Regions from separate parts of the Homo sapiens genome. Here region 2 is linked to region 1. The links are chromatin loops, found by intact Hi-C in ENCODE. Cell type or tissue: gastrocnemius medialis. All regions are shown on one strand.

The links. Hi-C counts contacts between places; a loop is a spot of excess contacts. Peaks named below come from ENCODE experiments on the same cell type or tissue, not always from the same donor. Only the 100,000 strongest peaks of a DNase experiment are listed, where the experiment ranks them.
Region 2: a loop joins it to region 1, with 8 times the contacts of the local background. A loop is called at or near these places in 18 of 110 quality-filtered maps.

What each region holds. Positions count from the first base shown.
Region 1 is chr6:40,307,486-40,309,985 of GRCh38, forward strand. No RefSeq gene overlaps it. Among named protein-coding and RNA genes, the nearest start is that of LINC00951, 47 kb to the right of the region's middle. RefSeq lists enhancers at 539-1,106, 1,107-1,673. In gastrocnemius medialis, a CTCF peak has its summit at 1,394 (motif pointing left); a DNase peak (open chromatin) is centred at 1,301.
Region 2 is chr6:39,864,529-39,867,028 of GRCh38, forward strand. It overlaps DAAM2 (dishevelled associated activator of morphogenesis 2), which reads left to right. Exons shown (of 25, transcript NM_001201427.2): 5 at 452-546. Among named protein-coding and RNA genes, the nearest start is that of DAAM2-AS1, 32 kb to the right of the region's middle. RefSeq lists an enhancer at 1-468. In gastrocnemius medialis, a CTCF peak has its summit at 967 (motif pointing right); a DNase peak (open chromatin) is centred at 984; H3K27ac peaks cover 270 bases.

The sequences.
Region 1 (2,500 bases):
CAGCCCCAAGAACTGTATTGGTGAAACAAAAGTCTGGAAAGATAAATACCAAACTTATACCAGTAGTTAACTCTAGGGTGTGTGTGTGTGTGTGTGTCTGTGTGTTTATGAGGGGGTGAGACATTCCTATTTTCCTTCCAGTATTGATACAGTGCTTGGCTCTGTTGTGATGAAGATTGTTTTCAGATATTTTACGTGAAAAAAATTAATAAAATAAGAAAAAAGAAAGGCACCAAATGGGATTGTTCTGTGGAATACACAATATTATAGACGTATGAAGAAGGACCTGCACTTCCTACACATGAAAGTAGTTACGATTTATAGAGCCCTGATTTGGTCCCAGGTGCTGTGTTACAAGTGCTAAGCTACTGAGTCATGCAGATGACTCCACAAGGTAAGCATTATTCACCCCATTTGCAGAAGAGGAAAGTCGGGGCAGGGGTAGAACCACACCCTAAGTCATCAGTGCATGCATTCGCAGATTAGTGTGAAATCACAGAGCAATGAGAAATGGATTTCCTCCTCCCGGACAGAGTCAAAGAACCTCACCAGGAGGCTCTCCCTCCCTCCCTACCTAAGAGTCTTCAGAGAAAACCTTACAGCATCTGTTCACATGATATCAAGGAGCAAAACGCCAGCGAAATTAGAAACCCCACCATTCCGCCTTGCTGGAAGGAGCCAGGGAAGATAATCAATCTTCAAGATGAGGCTGCGAAGCAGAGCAAGCCAGGCTTGGCCCTTTTCAGAAAAGACCCCAAACAGGGGGTCTGGGCTGTTATCTCCTGGACGCTGGTCCTGTAGCCAGCTTCCAGGGGATAACAGGGGCGGCAGCCCGAGAGGGTCCCCTTCTCTCCAGAGGGGGCAGGCAGCAGGCTCACAGCTGCCCTCTCCCAACATTAAGACAAATTTATAGGAGTGCCAGCAAGGCGTAAAACACACGAAGATAGGCTGTTCCTCACTCCAGCCTGGCTATTCAACCCCCTCACTCCTTCTCCAATTCTGCTTCCTCACCTGCTTCCCGTAGCTGAAGGCAGAAGAATGCCTTAAAGACCCTTCAGTCACCGACAGAACAAGCCTGGCCTGGAGCCGCTCTCTTGGTGGCCACGCCCACCGCAGCCCCAGGACCCCTGGACCCTGTGCAGGGGGCTGTGTGCCCTTCCCTGGCTCGGCTTCTCCAGATGTTCCTTGTGGCTCTCCCTCCCCTTCCTCGCACCTCACTGGTGGCAAAGAGCCAAAGCCCCCGCACACAGTCAAGCTGGCAACCCAACTACATGGGATTCCTATGGCTGCAGATGGCCTGAGACGACTCTCAACCTTGACAGGATCTAGGGCTGGGGGCTTGAGATAGTCAACCAACGCCCAGCCCCTGGACGGGGTTAGAGTCACTCCTCCACCTCGTGGTCATTGTTGGAACTACACCCTGGGAAAGCCTGTCCTGAGAGGCACTTACTCCAAGGGATGATGGAGGAGGTTTGATGATGATGGTGATGGTGATGATGTGATGATAATGGTGATGATGTGATGATAATGATGATGGGTCATGAGTGTAATCACTTACCTCTTGCCACTTTCTGCTCACATCACCTCCTCAAAAGGGCTTTTCCCTGACCACCCTGTGTAAAATAGCACCACCACTCTCCTTAACCCTGCCTTATTTTTTGTAGCACTTATCATCTAAAATATTATTAGTTTGCTTATTTGTTGTTCGTGTAAGCTCCAGGAAAGCAGGAGCTGTGTTTTTTTTCACTGATGTATCCTGTGTAGCTAGGATTACCTCACAGTTAGCAAGTGTTCAATAAATATTTGTGAAGTGAAGGGGTTGGTAAATGACTCCTCAATCTCTCCCTGTGCCCAGCAGTCCTCCCAGCTCCTGGCAAGGCCACAGATCCCTCTCCCGCAGACTGAGTTTGCCTGTAATACTGGGAACAATCCCCATGCTCGTCTGGGAGATGTAAGGACCCTGTGTTAGTCTGTTTTGCATTACTAAAGGAACACCTGAAGCTTGGTAATTTATAAATAAAGGAGATTTATTTAGCTCATGGTTCTGCAGGCTGTACAAGAATGGCACAGGCATCTGCTCAGCTTCTGGTGAGGTCTCAGGAAGCTTTTACTCATGGCAGAAGGCAAAGGAGGAGCAGGTGTGTCACATGGAGAGAGAGGGAGCAAGACAGAGGGGAGGAGGTGCCAGCCTCCTTTTGACAACCAGCTCTTGGAGTGAACTAATAAAGTGGGAACTCATTCATTACTGCAAGGATGACACCAAGCCATTCATAATGGATCCTCCCCTATGACCCAAACACCTCCCACTAGGTCCCATCACTTTTCAACATGAGATTTGGAGGGGACACACATCCAAACTATATCAGACTCCAGGTCTCAAATCTGCTGGTTTGGCCCCCACCGGCCTGTGGTGGTCTTGCCCTTGGTGGTCAAGACCCTGCCCTTGGTCCTCGCCTTTAGCATCTGCATCCCATGGTGTCATTCCTTGCATCTGCGTCCT
Region 2 (2,500 bases), 440 kb before region 1:
GCCCTGCCCCCACCTGGAAAGGCTACGGCAGGGAGTGATTCCCCCAGCCCCCACCCCCCACACACCAAACTGCCTTTTACTGCTCCTCAGCGCCCCACTGCCCACTCACTGGAGTTCAGCAGCTTTCCAGTTATTCATGAAATTTTAAGGTAATCCACCCCTCCTCTGGGCAATCTCAGAGTCCCCCAACCATTTAAACATTTTAAAATCCATTTGGGCATCACACAAACTTGGGAAATAAACCGGGCCAGTACTTCTCTCCATTTCACAGATGAGGAAAGTGAAGTCCCAGCCCAGAACCTAGGTCTTCCCAGGGGCCGACACTCGGTCTCAGTAAACCATTCCCTGAGGCCTCACCCTTTCTGAGGCAAGCATGGCCCCTGGGTCACACCTGAGCTGTAGTGCAGAGGGTTGGGAGACAGGCAGCCCCTTTCTACCTGCTGGCCCTCAGATGCAGAGTCTGTACGCGTTTGATGAGGAGGAGACGGAGATGAGGAACCAAGTCGTGGAAGACCTGAAGACAGCCCTCCGGACACAGCCTATGAGGTAATTCAGTTTCCCCCTCTTGCTTCCTGCTGAGTCCCTTCACAGTTGGTCTCCTTGCCTTCCCGAAGCCCTGTGCAGTGCTCTGCTCCCATGCCGGTCCTCCTGGCCAACTCTGCCTCACCTGACTTCACTTCCCAGCCCCTACTCCTCTCCTGGGAGGCTGCCAGGGCTTGGGAGGAGGGGAGAGAAACCTGGGAAAGTGGGATAAACCTCAGGTCCTGAGGAGCTCTCTAAAGAGGAATCGAGGGCAAGTGCTTTTTAAAAATTTATTGATTTATTTTTGGTAAGGGGATAGAATAGGAGCGTGACCAAATGGACAAGGTACAAAAGAAAGAGCCTTGTGAGGATGAGGGGGCAGGGTGAGTGCCCCATCCAGGAAAAGAGGGACGCACGGGTAGAGAAGTACTCCAACCACTAGGGGGCGGTGTGGTGTCTCTGGATGGGATTTGCCATCTAGAATGGGAGCAACGCAGGCATGGAAAATGGGGTAGAAGTCCTGGAGCCATAGGAGGACACCTTTCCCTTCCCAGGCCACAACGTGTGGGGCCCAAAGTGGGGCTCCTTGTGTCTGGGTCTGCCCCGTGGTGTGCTGGAACTGGCTAGTAACAGCTGGCGAATGCTGAGTGTCAAATTTTCAGCAATTTTGTAAGCTGGTTGTTAAACGTAGCTATGATTAAAATTTCAATTGTATAAATTTAAGATTCAGTAAGTTATATCAAAACAAAGGTAATAAATACTTGAAACTCTTCATTCCCAAATTACCTAATTATTTTTCTACATTTTACTATAAGGTATACTTTTGAGTTTACATGCATTGTATGTGCATGGAAACACTATGAAATATGCATCTCTTCCCAACTCTGCATTCAATGACATCATATCTGTAGCTTGAAATTGGCTATGCTGGGAGCATTTACACCATGGAAATGAGCAAACAATCAGGAGCCACCCTTCACCCTTCCCCTGGCGAAAAGCTAGCCATCCATTGCATGGGGATGTGTATGTTGTCTGAGCTGAGCTCTCTCCCCAGGAGACTAGAAACAGCCTCAAGAAGAATGGGAGCATCCCAATTGTCTCTTGTCATTCTGGTAGTGGTGGGGCTCTGGAATGGGAAGGGGATAGAGGAAAGGATGAGGTAGTCAGGAAATAAAGGGGTTGAGAGGAAGTTGCCAGGTTTGTCTCCTACCCCAATTTATTGTAATTTCCCTTAATAATATTCTGCTAACAAAAGTTACATATTGTCATTGTGGAAATTTTATGGAATGCAGACAAGCATAAAATAGAAAAAAGTAAAAAAATAGCTATTGTTAACAACTTAGTTTGAGAGCACATTCTTTTATTTTCTAGGCGTATTTGTACAATAACATAAACACAAATACGCTTGGGATAAGTAATGTTATTTATAATAATTTTCTTAGATCATTAATTATTTTACTAAATCAAGGGTACCTGTGTGTGTGGGCATGCCATGGACATCCGGCGCCTAGGTGAAACTTATGGACTGCTTCGCAGAAATGATGTTTTAAATAATAGATAAAAAGATAGGCATAACAAATCAATGAAAATACAGCTACAAATAATAAAAATGAGATAGCAATGAATTCTGCTTCTTTACACCTTAAATAGCAAGAGCTAGCTGCGAGTCTTGATAACCATCATAATTTTGAAGTACTGAGGAGTGTAAATGGTATTTTGAGATACCTGGTACAACTGTAATTTGGTATGAAAATAGCTGTGATTTCTTGGGGTGACAAAGTCACAGATTATGCTAATACTACTGTCATTTATTGCTGACATTCATCATTGAGGAAAATACTAAATTTTAATTAGAAGTTACCAAAAATAAAAATGTAATTTTCTTTTCCCACCCAAGTCCTTGGATCTGTGAATGCTATCCATAGATTCTTCAGCAGAACACAGACTCCAAATTAAGAACCCCTGAACTAAATGGGTT